Linked DNA regions of Mus musculus: region 1 is linked to region 2. A link is a loop called in an ENCODE intact Hi-C map of the cell type or tissue named here. Cell type or tissue: gastrocnemius. All regions are shown on one strand. Links, peaks and the distances in the headings refer to the core of each region. The heading gives the core; the rest is flanking DNA. Region 1 has its middle 7.6 kb from the start of Cfap36. Region 2 overlaps Eml6 (echinoderm microtubule associated protein like 6).

Evidence for each region. Peaks named below come from ENCODE experiments on the same cell type or tissue, not always from the same donor. Only the 100,000 strongest peaks of a DNase experiment are listed, where the experiment ranks them.
Region 1: it touches region 2 in a loop (3-fold over the local background); 9 of 42 quality-filtered maps call a loop at or near these places.

The regions. Positions count from the first base shown.
Region 1 is chr11:29,250,699-29,259,043 of GRCm38, reverse strand. No RefSeq gene overlaps it. Among named protein-coding and RNA genes, the nearest start is that of Cfap36, 7.6 kb to the right of the region's middle. In gastrocnemius, for the core only: no CTCF peak of the experiment used is centred there; no DNase peak of the experiment used is centred there.
Region 2 is chr11:29,881,822-29,890,166 of GRCm38, reverse strand. Eml6 (echinoderm microtubule associated protein like 6) reads left to right here. Exons shown (of 42, transcript NM_146016.2): 6 at 8,024-8,209. Among named protein-coding and RNA genes, the nearest start is that of Gm22588, 37 kb to the right of the region's middle. In gastrocnemius, for the core only: a CTCF peak has its summit at 4,808 (motif pointing right); a DNase peak (open chromatin) is centred at 4,796.

The DNA.
Region 1 (8,345 bases), core at 24-8,023, 630 kb after region 2:
TAGTCGGCCATCACTGGAAAGAGAGGCCCATTGGACACACAAACTTTATATGCCCCAGTACAGGGGAATGCCAGGGCCAAAAGGTGGGAGGTGGGGGGGTAGGGGAGTGGGGGGGGAGTGTATTGGGGACTTTTGGGATAGCATTGGAAATGTAAATGAGGAAAATTCCTAATAAAAAATTAATTCTAAAAAAAAAAAAAAAAGGAATTCAGGGAAAATAGTCAGGCATGGGAGATTTCCCTCAGACACAGAAGAAGTTGGTTTTATGAAACTGAGGACAAGGTAACCATCCATGGCATGACTTAGAATAAAATAAGTGGGTAATTAAGATAAGAGATAGAAGGGAAACAGAGATAAAATTATTGGGAGAGATTCAATCCCTGACACTGTTAACAACACTCTGCTATGCTTATAGACAGGAGCCTAGTATAATTGTATTGAGAGGCTTCAGCCATCAGCTAATGGAAACAGATGAAGAGATCCACAGCCAAACACTAGGCAAAGTTTAGGGAGACATAGAAGAAGACCTATAGAATCAATTAACCTGGGCCCATGAAAGTTCATAGAGACTAAACCATCAACCAAAGAGCATACATGGGCTGGATCTAGGCCTTGTACAGATTTGTAGCAAATACGCAGCTTGGTCTTTATGATGGGTCCCCTAACAATTGGAGTGTGGGCTGTCTCTGACTATTGCCTGCTTTTGGATTCCCCTTCCCCTAGCTGGGCTGCCTTGTCTGGCCTTAGTGGGAGAGGATACACTTAGTCTTGCTGCGACTTGCAACTGCAAGTTGGTACCCATGGGGGTTTCCCCTTCTCTGAAGAGAAGGGAAGGGGAAGTGGGAGAGGAGTATGTAAGGGTGGGACTGGGAAGAGAGGAGGGAGGGGGCTGCAGTCGGGATGTAAAGTGAATAAATTAAAGGAAAAAAAAAAGAACTTAAAGCCTTGCCTTAATTTAAGTTTATGCTTTCTGCTTTGTACATATATTATATTACAGCCACCATCTCTGCCTACTACCTCTGCCATGCCACGATGGACTCCCATTCTTTGGAACCATAAGTCAAAATTAACTGTTTCTTCTGTAAGTTGCCTTCCTTGGTCAGGGAGATTTATCACAGGAACAGAAACTTAGCCAATACAATTTCTTATCTGCTTTCCTAAAATCACTCTAAGGTATCACTTTTAAATGTTATGACTTTTATGATTTTTTTCTATTCCTATTACCAGCCTCTATAGCAGCCTACAATCTTCTTTGACAACATAGTTCACTTCTTGCTGAGAACTTTGTAGGTCATAAAACCACTTTGGCTTTGTATGTATATACCACTAATTGGACTGGTAACACCCCTTGACTCCATTTGAAAGAATCTGATTAAATCTCCCTCCATTCACATTTCAAATAGATCTCCCATCTCTCTCTGGATTTACTCCTTCTCACACTCTCACTGCCAAACATAAGCACAGATTTGCTTTCTCATATCCCCTTGCTTACCAGTTAAGAATGCAGTCTTGTCAGAAGACAGACTTTTGATCCAGGTCTAGGTTTGTATTAAGGACTACAGGCCACAGGAAAAAGTCCTTGGAAGCAGACTGCTGTGTCTATGCCAACAAACTGAGGATAGTATAAAATACAGCTAGAGGACTAAAGAACAGACATCCACTGGAGTGCCTCCAGTGGGTGATTATGAAGGGCACACACATGGAGCTGGCTTTCCTGTTCCCTGGCACATTTCTTTCCCTTCTTTTCATCTCTTTCTTGGTTTGCCTTCTTTCAGATTAGAGGCCATTGAACTAATATTCTCTCAGGGATACAAACATTACTTTCAACACTGTTGGGTTTTGTTTTTGTTTTTGCTTGCTTGTTTGTTTTGAGACAAGATTTCTTGTGTCCTGGCTGTTGTGAAACTCACTCTGTAGATCAGACTGGCCTCAAACTCACAGAGATCCTCTTGCTTCTGCCTCCTAAATTCTGGGATTAAAAGCATGCACCACAACCACCCATCTTGGTGCTTGCTTCTTACCAAGAACCTCTTGACATCCAAGTGATGCCGTAACTTGCCCTTCAACCTCTTATGATAAGCACTTCATCCTCTCTCAAAGTACAACTCAAGCTTTTTATGCCTTATAGTTCTACCATTCTATGGCAGATCAGTACCACCAACCAGAGGCCCTTGATGCTCCTTCTCAGTCCTGAAGCAGCTCCAGAATAAAAAGGACCTTCATTCCTCATCCTAGAATGTTTTCAGCATCTGAGATTTAGTGCTCAATATGCTCACTCTTTCTAGTTCTTTCTGAATTCTGTTGGCTGGATCGGACATCCTGCAACATCTTGGTTCCTATATAAATATTTAGATACTGTGATAGTAAATCTTGATTGCCAGCCTGACCAGAAGACCAACACTGAGTGTAGCCAGCACAAGAGGGCTCCAGGTTCCAGACTGAATAAAATAGGACAGCATCAGTATCCATCAATCTTTGCCTTCTGAGTGTAGCCTCATGCTCCTGCTGCCTTGGCCTTACCACCATGCTGGACTATACACTCAAGGTGTGAGCCAAAATAAACACTTCCTTCTTTAAGTTGCCTTTGTATGTTTTCCTATAAGGAGTAACTAACTCAAACTCTAACTTCTAATGACCTGTGGCCTTCACTCGGAGCAGCCAGCATTAGGGAAGACAAATGCATAATGTGCACTTCTTAATAAGATAATGAAATGCTCACTTATCTATCTAGGTATGACTCTATACAAGTGTCTGTCACTCAAGATAATAACTTCCTTATCTCCATTCCCTCTGGGTTTAGGTGTGATAATTTTCCTGGAGAATTTGCCTGCCGTGTTTCTGTCTCTTCTATACCACATACCCTTTTTAAACTTTATGCATTATTATTATGTGTACATATGATGTGTGTGGGTGTGTGCATGCATGTGTGCATGTACATACATGTGTGGTACAGCCCACACATGAAGGGACAGATGTGCCATAGTGCCTTCGGAGGTCAGAGGACTTTTGTGGAGTTGGTTCTCCTCATACCTTCACATGGATTCTGGGTATTGAACTCAGGTTGAACTGAAACTTTTTACCAACTGAGCGATATCACTGACTTAGCGTTCATTCTACATAAACACTTTCCCCAACACAAGCTTTCTATTGATAGTTTGAGAATTTCATACAATACATCTGTGGTGGTTTGAATAGGTTAGGCCCCCATAGACTCATGTGTTTGAATGCTTGGCCCATTCAGAGTGACACTATTAGGATGTGTGACCTTGTTGGAGAAAGTGTGTCATTGTGCAGGCAGGTTTCAAGTTCTCCTATGTTCAAGCTACACCTAGTGTAGCTCACAGTTCACTTCTGCTGCCTGCAGATGAATATATAGCACTTTCAGCTCCTTTTCTAGTATCATGACTGCCTGTGTGTCACCATGTTTCCCATCATGATGATAATGGATTAAACCTCTGAACTGTAAGCCAGCCCCAATAAAATGTTTTCCTTTATAGGAGTTGCAGTGGTCATGGTGTCTCTTCACAGCAATAGAAACCCTAAGATCACCTCTATCACACTTACTTCCCATTCCTCCCTGGTCTGCTTTCTTCACTCCATTTCCCCATCTGTCCTTCCCCACAAAACAAACAAACAAACAAACAAAAACCAAAAAAAAAAAACCCCAAAAACAACAACAACAAAACAAAACCAAAACCAAAAAAACAAAACAAAAGAAAACTCCAAGTCCAATTAGTGTTGCCCATAGCCTCAATGGAGCATGGTCAAGCTCCAAGTGGCCAGCCCCTTAAAAGAAAACTGAGTTATATCTTTCCTCTTCTCCACCCCCACCCAGAAGCCCTCAGCTGAGAAGACCTACAATCCATTATCTTTATCACAATTTTTGTTTGTTTGTTTGTTTTTCGAGACAGGGTTTCTCTGTATAGCCCTAGTTGTCCTGGGACTCTGTAAACAGGCTGGCCTCAAACTCAGAAATCCACCTGCCTCTGTCTTCCAAGTGCTGGGATTAAAGGCATGTGACACCACTGCCTGACTGTTTATTGGAATTTTTAAGGACTCTGTTCTATAGCTTCCTATCTAGACTGTTTCTTTTGGTGGTGGTGGTGGTGGTGGTGGTGGGCATGTCACAGGAAACTTCAGTGTCATTCTCAGTTATGAGCCAGCAGTCACGGATATCACTGCAAAATAACTTTCCTTGTCCACAGCAACCAGTGGCAGCATGGATCATGAATTCCACTGGCAGCACTGCCACAGACATCAACCTTGCCTCCTGCAGACTACAGGACTACAGATACCCACATGGCCTCTGATGGCAGCATGGACTGTGGGAGTCTTTTGAAGAGTCAGAAAAATGAACCATTCTTTATTGTGAATATCTTGTTGCTCTGAGTCAAGGTGATCATTTGATTGGTATCTCTTATGGGGCAGTACCTTCCAGAGTTCAGGTTGCTGCTTACCTTCCAGCCCCCAACCTGGTTCCCAGGGCTTGACCAGCTTGCAGGCAGTAAGGCAGCCCCATGCTCTCCTTCCCTGAGAGCAGCTGAAGGAACCTGGTACTGTCCCAAGCTTCGCAGCCACCAGAGTACATGCCCTACTTGGCAATAACATGCTCATTTGTCTGTCAAAGACACACTCCTCTACCCATCACTGTTGCCCGGCTGCTGCCTCTGCATCTCTAGTTCTGCTTCTCTTGGCCTTCTATACTGCTGTGTCTGCCATTTTTTCCCAAGTTCATAAACCTATTTTTAAAGATTCTTCCCATAAGACCTTTACTTTTCAGTTGTTCCAAAGATACTTGATGCTCTGCAGGTTCATCCTTGGCTGCCAAGCCTCTCCTCAAAACCTCTGTGGGTCTCTTAGGCTCCTTGCAGTGGCCTTAGCCTCACAGGTGCTGGTGGCCACCTCCACGATATCTTGAAAAGAGTCCTCCAAGGATACCCTGCATAAACTTTTTAATACCATTTTTTTAATGAGGCAAATACTTGTCCATTCCCTCACACCTCCACCTCATCATTTCCTGATGAGACAAATATACCCTGGATTCTCTGTGAGCATGGATAGCCAGAATGCCTTTGAATGTTGTGATCTATGTTTTTAGCATATCATCCTGGACTTGTATAAGCCAAAATAAATTCAAGACCACTCCCCCGCTTTGAAGGGGTTTTAGAAACGTAGCAATCAAAATGACTAAGTCTACAGCTGCCAAAACAAAATGAGCTGTTCTCAGAAAAATAACCATAACAAGATAGCAGTTCCCAGAGAAATTCCCCTGACCTCCCCCCCCCACTAAATTCTGAGAAAAACTACAAACTGCCCAGATCTTGTCGTTAGAATTCCCTGTGACATTAATAGCTGTGATGTTAATAGCTGACCCATAAGTTCAAGATATACTGCTGCTTTGCTGATAATCCACCATAAGTGCAGGCAGAGTAAGTCACTAGGCCAAAGGTAGTCATCCTATGCAAACCAACCAATGCCTGAAAAGGTTACTTGCTACACTAATGAGAATAAGCCAGATAGCCCTGTTGCCTAAATTTGCCCCTTACAAGGCATAAAAAGTATGTTCTTTGTTTGTTCTGGGTCTCTCTTCTTGCCTGCATGCTGAGAGGATGGTCCCCAATGCGTTGGATTAATAAAAAAAAAAAAAAAACAAAAACAAACCTCTTGTGGTTTGCAGTGATGGTGATCTCTGTGGTCTTTGTGAGTGGGAGTCTTTTGATGGACTCCAACAGACTCCTACCCAATTCTCCTCAAAACCACATTGTGATTTAATTTACTAAAAGGAGAAAAAGTTTCTTAGAGGTCCTTTGAACAAGGCCACATCAGATGTCGTCAAAATTTGGCCTAATGGAACAGATCTGGTCAGCTGCTTTGAAGTCTGAGAAGAAGGACTTCCAAGAAAAAGAAGACCAGAAAAATTCTGGCTTGGGGTACAGAGTTAAGTTAAGCTATATACCAAATAATTTTCTCAATTTTGTTTAAGTCAGAATTACAATAGCTGACCTTGAACTAAGGATTTGGGATATAGCTTAGTGGTAGAATGCATGCCTGCTTATATAAAACCCACATTTAAATGACTATATTGAGTCTGTTTTTTAATAAGCTCAAAGTTTACTTCATACTGATTTGTATTGAAATTTTTTTCTAGTGAAGATCCTTACTTCATTCAAGTAAAGGTATCTTAAAGCAATTCAGACAAGTACAGGTAGCAAGCATTAGATTGTGTCTCCTGTTCTTGCTTCCACTAGAGCAGACGAGCAGAAGGACCGAATAGATGTGACAACCCAAGAGATTTCTTCAGGCTGCAGTGAGGTGTTGAGGCTGGAGTCAAAATTCAAAGGCTCTGGTAGAGCTCTTAGGGTGTGGAGAAGTGGCTCAAGTCTTGACATGACCTACACTTTCAAATCATTGTATTCTGTCAGGAATCCACATATAGGGAAAGATGATATTCACTAAGGCTAGAGTTTGTATTCTTTAGGAGAGGAGAAAGCTTATTTTAAATTCTCATACAAGGGATCTGATACAATGTAAAATCTTAAAACATCAAAGCAAAACAAAACAAACTTCAAAATAAAAATACCATGTAGTGATGCCCCTCAACAGGGGAATGGATACAAAAAATGTGGTACATTTACACAATGGAGTACTACTCAGCTATTAAAAAGAATGAATTTATGAAATTCCTAGGCAAATGGTTGGACCTGAAGGGCATCATCCTGAGTGAGGTAATCCAATCACAAAAGAACTCAAATGAAATGTACTCACTGATAAGTGGATATTAGCCCAGAAACTTAGTATATCGAGATATAAGGTACAATATGTAAAACACATGAAACTGAAGAAGAACGAAGACCAAAGTGTGGACACTTTGCTCCTTCTTAGAATTGGAAACAATCACCCATGGAAGGAGTTACAGAGACAAAGTTTGGAGCTGAGACAAAAGGATGGACCATGTAGAGACTGCCATATCCAGGGATCCATCCCATAATTAGCCTCCAAACGATGACACCATTGCATACACTAGCAAGCCTTTGTTGCAAGGACCGTGATATAGCTGTCCCTTGTGAGACTAGGCCGGGGCCTAGCAAACACAGAAGTGGATGCTCACAGTCAACTATTGGATGGATCACAGGGCCCCCAATGGAGGAGCTAGAGAAAGTACCCAAGGAGCTAAAGGGATCTGCAACCCTATAGGTGGAACAACATTATGAACTAACCAGTACCCCAGAGCTCTTGACTCTAGCTGCATATGTATCAAAAGATGGCCTAGTCGGCCATCACTGGAGAGAGAGGCCCATTGGTCAGGCAAACTTTATATGCCCCAGTACAGGGGAACGCCAGGGCCAAAAAATGGGAATGGGTGGGTAGGGGAGTGGGGGGTGTGGGGGACTTTTGGGATAGCATTGGAAATGTAATTGAGGAAAATACGGAATAAAAAATATAGAAAAAAAATACCATGTAGCAAATTTCATGTTTGTTACGATTTTTGTTTTGTTTTGTTTTGAGAAATGTTTTCTCTGTGTAGCTCTGGCTGTCCTGGAACTTGCTCTGTAGACTAGGCTGGCCACAAGCTCATGAAGACCTACCTGCCTCTGCCTCCTAGGTGCTGGGATTAAAGGTATGTATCACCACACCTGGTGTTTGTAATGAAAGCTACACTCATAATTTAATTTGGCATGGGGGCTAACTAGTCAAGTGAATGTAATCTAATTTATCTATTCATCTACATATCAATTATCTACACCCCCCCCACTCTCTCTCAAGTCTGCTCAATACCCTAGCATTGTAAATAAAACCAACTATTCTTACAAACACAAAGGTGTTGATTTCAGGCAAAGATTGGTTAAATAATTTGTGGTACACACAAATCACACAGTGAGTAAAATAAAATCTACATGTTAACAGTCATGTGTATATCAACTATGTGTACATTTACAAAATAAAGGTTGGATTATTAGAATACTATTCAGTTTTATATTTTTATATAAAAAAAGCCAAGTGTGGTGGTAGACACTTGTAATCCAAGCACTTAGGAGGTATATGTGTATACAGAGTTCAAGACCAGTTTATACTATATGAGACCCTTCCTTAAAGACAAAACCACAAACAAACAAAAGATATATTAAGAGAAAAAATTCATAACTGTGCATATAGTGGCACCATTTATGTAAGTATGTATTGCTTGCTTCAGGGTACTTTGCAGCTTCAGGTACCTTAACAATGAATGATCTTTGAAGATGGAGACCCATTGCATAATGAACTCTGATCCAAAAGTTGAGTGGAATTATTTGACATAAAATTTGGTTATTGGATGCCTGCCTGACTGTCAGGAGATGGTGATGATG
Region 2 (8,345 bases), core at 168-8,167:
AGAGTCTTAAGCCCACACCCATAGTGACACACCTACTCCAACCAGGTCACACCTATTCCAACAAGGCCACACCTCCAAATGGTGACACTGCCTGGTCCAAGAATATACAAACCATCACAAGTTTGTTTATATAGTGGATTATGTTGATGGATTTCTGTATATTAAACCATCTTTGCATCCCTGGAATGAAGCCTACTTGATCATGATGGATGATTGTTTTGATATGTTCTTTGATTTGATTAATGAGAATTTTATTGAGTATTTTTGCATTGATATTCATAAGGGAAATTGATCTGAAGTTTTCTATCTTTGTTGGGTCTTCATGTAGTTTACGTATCAGAGCAATTGTGGCTTCATAGAATGAAATGGGTACAGTACCTTCTTTTTCTATTTTGCGGAATAGTTTGAGGAGAACTAGAATTAGGTATTCTTTGAAGGTCTGATAGAATTCTGCACTAAACCCATCTGGTCTGGGCTTTTTTTGGTTGGGAGACTATTAATGACTGCTTCTATTTCTTTGGGGGATATGGGACTGTTTAGGTCATTAATCTGATCCTGATTTAACTTTGGTACCTGGTATCTGTCTAGAAATTTGTCTATTTTTATCCAGGTTTTCCAGTTTCGTTGAGTATTGCCTTTTGTAGTAGGATCTGATGGTGTTTTGGATTTCCTCAGGTTCTGTTGTTATGTCTCCCTTTTCATTTCTGATTTTGTTAATTAGGATACTGTCCCTGTGCCCTCTAGTTATTCTGGCTAAGGGTTTATCTATCTTGTTGATTTTCTCAAAGTATCAGCTCCTGGTTTGGTTTATTTTTTGAATAGTTCTTTTTGTTTCCACTTGGTTGATTTCAGCCCTGAGTTTGATTATTTCCTGCCTTCTACTCCTCTTGGGTGAATTTGCTTCCTTTTGTTCTAGAGCTTTTAGGTATGCTGTCAAGTGGCTAGTGTATGCTCTCTCCAGTTTCTCTTTGGAGGCACTCAGAGCTATGAGTTTTCCTCTTAGGAATGCTTTCATTGTGTTCCTTAAGTTTGGGCATGTTGTGGCTTCATTTTAATTAACCTCTAAAAAGTCTTTAACTTCTTTCTTTATTTCTTCCTTGAACAAAGTATCATTGAGTAGAGTGTTGCTCAGTTTCCATGTGAATGTTGGCTTTCTATTATTTATGTTGTTATTGAAGATCAGCCGTAGCCCATGGTGATCTGATAGGATGCATAGGATAATTTCAATATTTTTGTATCTGTTGAGGCCTGTTTTGTGACCAATTATATGGTCAGTTTTGGAGGAAGTACCATGAGGTGCTGAGAAGAAGGTATATCCTTTTGTTTTAGGATTAAATGTTCTGTAGATATCTGTTAAATCCATTTGTTTCATAACTTCTGTTAGTTTCCATGTGTTTCAGTTTAGTTTCTGTTCATAACTTCTGTAAGTTTCCATGTGTTTCAGGTTAGTTTCTGTCCAGGATCTTGTCATTGATGAGAGTGCAGTGTTGAAGTCTCCTACTATTATTGTGTGAGGTGCAATATGTGCTTTGAGCTTTACTACAGTTTCTTTAATGAATGTGGATGCCTTTGCATTTGGAGCATAGATATTCAGAATTGAGAGTTCATCTTGGTAGATTTTACCTTTGATGAGTATGAACTGCCCCTTCTTGTCTTTTTTGATAACTTTGGATTGGAAGTGGATTTTATTCCATATTAGAATGGCTACTCCAGCTTGTTTCTTTGGACCATTTGCTTGGAAAATTGTTTTCCAGCCTTTCACTCTGAGATAGTGTCTGCCTTTCTCCCTGAATTTGGTTTCCTGAAAGCAGCAAAAAGTTGGGTCCTATTTTTGAGGCTAGTCTGTTAGTCTATGTCTTTTTATTTGGGAATTGAGTCCAGTGATATTAAGAGATATTAAAGAAAAGTGATTTTTACTTCCTGTTACTTTTGTTGTTAAAGTGGGATTGTATTCTTGTGGCTGTCTTCTTTTAGGTTTGTTGAAGGATTACTTTCTTGATTTTTCTAGGGTGTAGTTTCCATCCTTGTGTAGGTGTTTTCCCATTATTATCCTCTGAAGGGCTGAATTCATGGAAAGATAGTGTGTGAATTTGGTTTTGTCATGGAATACTTTGGTTTCTCCACCTATGGTAATTGAGAGTTTTGCGGGGTATAGTAGCCTGGGCTGGCATTTGTGTTCTCTTAGTGTCTGTATAACATCTGTCCAGGATCTTCTGGCTTTCATAGTCTCTGGTGAGAAGTCTGGTGTAATTCTAATAGGTCTGCCTTTATATGTTACTTGACCTTTTTCCCTTATTGCTTTTAATATTCTATCTTTATTTAGTGCATTTGTTGTTCTGATTACTATTTGTCTGGAGGAATTTCTTTTCTGGTCCAGTCTATTTGGAATTCTGTAGGCTTCTTGTATGTTCATGGGCATCTCTTTCTTTAAGTTAGGGAAGTTTTCTTCTATAATTTTGTTGAAGATATTTACTGGCCCTTTAAGTTGAAAATCTTCATTCTCATCTATACCTATTATCCATAGGTTTAGTCTTCTGTGTCCTGGATTGTGTCCTGGATTTCCTGGATGTTTTGGGTTAGGATCTTTTTGAATTTTGCATTTTCTTTGATTGTTGTGTCCGTGTTCTCTATGGAATCTTCTGCATCTGAGATTCTCTCTTACATCTCTTGTATTCTGTTGCTGATGCTTGCATCTATGGTTCCTGATTTCTTTCCTAGTGTTTGTATCTCTAGAGTTGTTTCCCTTTGGGTTTTCTTCATTGTTTCTACTTCCGTTTTTAGATCTTGGATGGTTTTGTTCAATTCCATCACATGTTTTGTTGTGTTTTCCTTTAATTCTTTAAGGAATTTTTGTGTTTCCTCTTAATGGTCTTCTACCTGTTTAGCAATGTTTTCCTGTAATTCCTTGAGGGGTTTTTGTGCTTCCTCTTTAAGGGCTTCTACCTGTTTATCAGTGTTCTCCTGTATTTCTTTAAGTGAGTTATTAATGCCCTTCTAAAAATCCTCTGCCAGCATCATGAGATATGATTTTAGATCTGAATCTTGCTTTTCGGGTGTGAGTACACTCACTGTGGTGGGTGTAATGGGTTCTTATGATGCCCAGTGGTCTTGGTTTCTGTTAGTAAGATTCTTTCATTTGCCTTTCACCATCTGGTAATTTCTAGTGCTAGACGTTCTAGCTGTCTCTGGCTTGAGCTTGTTCCTCCTGTGATTCTTTAGCCTCTGTCAGCACTCCTAGGAGACCAACTCTCTCCTGTGTCCCAGTGGTCAGAGCAAGGTCTCCTCCTGCAGGAAAGGTGCACAGAAGTCATGAGCTCAGATCCACCTCCTGATTCCTGGAGTCAGAGCCCTCCCTGGAGGCTGACTCTTCTCTGGCAGGGAAGGTTTCCAGGGGTCTGGGTCTCAGCTCTGTCTCCTGTCTGAGGATGAAGGCCCAAAGGGACCCTGTCCAGGAAGCTCTGTTGCTTCTACGGCCCACATGCTCCCCTGCGTAGTTCTCAGTGAGCCCAAGATTCTGGGTGTGCTAGGGCCTGCCTTTGTCCTTTGACCCTGTTCCTGCTAGCACAAGACCCTCTGAGTTTTTTGGAACTGATGTTGCATTCCACTCACCAGTGATCTCAAGATCCCTGGTGTGCTAGGGAACCTGCAGCATGGAGAGACCTCTGGGGACCTTTGGGCCCTCCACCAAGATCATGACCAAGATCGGTATCTTGCATTCTTGCATGAAAAATAAATGTGTTAATACAGATGATTTTTGTATGTTTGATTTTTTTTTCCATTTTAATTTTATGTGCTTTGGTGTTTGGCTGCATGTGTGTCTGTGTCAAATCTCCTGGAACTGGAGTTACAGAAAATTGTGAGCCACCATGTGGTTGCTGGGACTAACACTCTGGTCTTCTGGAAGAGCAGACTCTTAACTGCTGAGTCACCTCTCCAGACCCTGCTTTTTATTTTTATTTTTAATTTTTTGAAGCAGGGTTTCTAGGTGTACCCCTGGCTGTCCTGGAACTCACTTTGTAGGCTAGGCTGGCCTGGAACACAGAGATCCTCCTGCCTCTGCCTCCGGAGTGCTGGGATTAAAGGTGTGCGCCACCACGCTCTGCAGTACAGGTTTTGTTTTAAAACATGGAATCTTAGAAATATCAGGCAACTTCTGATTAGTACTAAATGAACTAAACTTCCTGTCTAGCTGCTGCTAGGCACTTCACTTGACTGTCATTGTTTTTCAATCCTGAAGCATAGCCCTTATCTAAATTAATCTGGATAAATAAGACAGTGAAAATAACCAAAAACTTCAGGATAAAAACTCATTAGGATGAAGAATATGCACTATTTCCTAAAGCATGTTAGAAGTTATAATTTAAATTATATAAATAAAAAATTTTGAAGCAACAAAGTAAACGATTTGTGTCAGTTTAGACACAGTGGTGTCTCTAACCAACAGTTTAGAATATGGTAGTATCTCTAACCACTGGGTACTAAAACTATTCGGGAGTGTAATATTACTTCATACTATACACAAAAGTAAATTCTAAGCCAATTAAAGTGTGAAATATTTAAGAAAACATAGATAACTAAAGAAGTATGATGTTTCCCTGGGTGATGTTAAAAAAAATGGTTGCTTCCATGTTGGGAAGGCTTTTAAAGATCAGAAGACATCATGGGGGGAAGATAGGAGAGGTCACAGGGGAAAGCCTATGAACTAGGGCAGCTGCAGGCTTTCAAAGCCTCTTCCCCACACAGACAAAAACAATCACCTAGTTCCTATTTTATAGAGTTACAATTTGTGCAGAGGCCACCAGAGGGCAGAAGCAAACCAGACCAAGAGAACAGCTACATAGCTGGGTGCATTCCACCTTTGTCTTTACTAGAAAGTTTATCAGCAAAACGCTGTCAGACTGTTGGAAAGATGTCTTTGGATAGCTGCAGTGTGGTACATTGCCTCAACATACAGAACCTTCTATAAGGTCACCTTTTATAAAATAAAGGCCCTGGAGGACTCTTTCTTTACAAGAAACATTTAAGTAAATGTATAATTACTCTCAGGCTGTGGAAAGGTCCTCTTCCATCTGTAAGGGCAGAAAGAAGTTATAATGATAATATTGGTATGCAGATATATAAATTAACATGTACTGTGGATTTGCTCTCTCAGGAGGAAAACCATATGCAAGCAAGAATAAAGGACAAAGAGTAGATATTAATGTACTCATGGAATATAAAAACAAATCCATACCTTAGACTACGTGGATAACCAACAAAAACTAGAAACAGCTTTGGCCATTACATACATGAAAATGCTAAATCTTATTGAATATGGACTTTTAAAAAATGAATATATTAAGATCTTATTACATTGTATCTGATGCTGACACGGACTCAGTGAGGGGCTGCTTCTAAGTTTTACTGTGGATGGGTAAATTTAGTCTTTCTGACCAAAAATTTGGCAGTATTTATTGATAGCTCTAGAAATGCCAATCCTCCCTAGTCCAGTAATTTCATAATGTGGAGTTTCTCCCAAGTGGCTTATGAGGACTGTGAACCAAGAACTGATTCATTGCTGAGTAACATTCCAATAGCAAAGCCAAAGTGAAGAAAACCTGAAACCAGCTACCCCCATGGTTAAGTAAAATACACAACATTCTTATGATGCTATGTGTGATCATTGTAAGTCATGACTTAGATGGCTACTTACTGATACTGGGAAATATTCAAAATGTGTTTCCCATGGGGCAGTCTAGTCTACTTGTGGCTCTGATGTTTTTACAGAGGAGTGGTTTTCATTATGGCGTTACCATGTCATTGTTCTTTGTTCTAATTCCTTCCTTCCTGCAAAGCCATCCCCACTGTGGCACCTTCTTGCCCTGCTGGCTGCCCAATTCCCTTTCCTGCTCTTATGTTACACATCAGGAAGTGCCACCACACTATTTTACTCTCCCTCCCTAACCTCTCCTCCCACTTATGACCACCTTTCCAGTCTCATGACTCATCGGTATACATATACAAATATAACATACTAAATCTAGTTCCACATATGAGAGAAAATGTGTACTTTGTCTTTCTGAGTTTATAATATACCTCTTATCCCAGCTCTTAAGCTCCATGAGCTGCCTGCCCTCCCTCCCCAGACAGATATTAAAAAGGCATTCTTACCTTTAGCAGTAGCAGTAGAGATTGGTGAGCCTGCATCAACAGTTCATCACCAACTCTGAAGAGATGTACTGGATCAAACTCTTTCCTCACCATTGCCCCCTAAATTTTTAAAATATATATTTGTTTAGAAAATATCATTAAACATTAAATTGTTGTCTCTGAGTAAAATTAGTGGATGATATCAAACTCTTCTCTTTTATACTTTGTAAGTTCTTCCAGGATAACAAGCATTGCTTACTTTTTTCCTTTCCTTGCATATGTTCATGTTCTAGTGAGTGAGTAGATACTCTCCTCAAGACTTACTTTCTCACTCTTGCCCCCAAACTATGGAGGCTCTTACTTCCAGAATTCACCACTGTTTCAAATAGTTGAATGAATGCATGCTCTCATCTCTGAAGTGGGTCTGCAGAGCAGTGCTTCTGCCCAAAGCTTTTCCATCACCATACTCTGAGAGGACCACCATCTTTCCTCTCCTGCAGGCACAAAATATTAGGATTGCCTCTGATTTTTCCTTCCATACATCCTTGCCCCTTAGAGTCATCTAATCTTGCTCTCCTGGGTGAGATGTAATTTCTTGCCCACTATGCCATTCCTGTTCATTTCAAGTACTGTAACTTGGCTTCCTATAGCTGCTCACTGGCCCCGCCTCTTGAGTATAATCTGAGTATGTTGTCACAAAAGCCTTGATTGTTGTTTCCGCACACCCTCATTTTTAGTTGCGGTTCTCAAAGCAGTGACCCAGGTTTCTCTGGTTTCTTATAGAATCCGTGTCTTTAGAAAAGTACTTCTGCTTACTCATCTACATTTGCATATGAAAGAGTAGCAGAATCTGACTGAACCTGTGCTCCAGGGTGTTGTGAGATTAAACACAGATGTAGAAGGCATTTGGAGACTGTGGGGCCTAGGTAGTGGCACCAGAGTTACACCAGCTCATACATTAGGAACTACATCAAGGAAAAATACTGGATTTCTGTATAACTATGGTGGTGTCCCTGCTGCCATCTACAAATCGTCCAAGCTTTAAGCTTGCCATCTTCCAAAAGATCTGTGCAAACAAAATGGAGAAGCCTGGGTGATTGTGTGCCTTTGTGACGTATCACTTGTATTTAGAAATATATGTCAGCAATTCTATAGTAAAAAAAGAAAAAAAAAGCAAACTATAATATTTTGGTTAAAAAGGAATTATTTTTATTGCCACTATGCTCTAACCAACTCCACCAACCAGCCTAGAAAGCATTTTGTAAAATATATGTACATACTTTAAAATGGCTAGGTGATATGTGTTATGCTAATATGAAGTTATTCCTAGCCATTTTTTCTTTATGTAGTACATTAATGTATACACACACACACACACACACACACACACACTACTCCATATCATATCACATCACATTTTCTATGTATGGTCTTATTAAGTAGTTCTGGATAGCCTGGAAGTTGCTATGTAGACCAGGCTAGCCTCCCGTGTGCAATGTTCCTCCTTCCGCTGCCTCCCAAGTGCTAAGATTACAGGCATGTGCTGTAGATGTGGCTTTCTCTTTATACTTATCTACATTTCTGAACTTTTCTGCAATCTATATTCATTTGATAAAAGACCAGTTCTATTCTGTGAACACTGGGGTCATTTAAATGCCATTAAACATTAACATTTTGAAATTTTGGAGCTTTTAAAGTTAAAAAATATCGTTGTGAGTTTTTCTTATGCTTCTAGAGTATGCAGGGGTTTTTGTGTTTCTCTAATGACACAGAGAAACAATTTATTTATGTTCAGTTCAGATAAAGTATATTCTGTAAAATTACTGAAAATACTAATAATGGAATGAATATAGAGTACTCTATTTCAGCATATATTTATTTTATTATTTCCTAGTTTTGGACACTATGTGGAAATGCCCTGACTGCAAAAAGAGGCATATTTGGCAAAACAGGAGATCTTCAGACTATCCTTTGCCTTGCATGTGCCAAAGAAGACATCACTTACTCTGGTGCTTTAAACGGTGACATCTATGTCTGGAAAGGGCTCACCTTAGTCCGCACTATTCAAGGAGCACATAGTGTGAGTATTGCTATATGGGGCTCTGAGATGATGTAATGAGGGATGATGTAATATGGATTGATGTAATGTGGATGATGTACTGAATGGGTTAAGGCCACACATCTCTCTGTTTCTGCCCTTTGCTTTACAGTTAGAC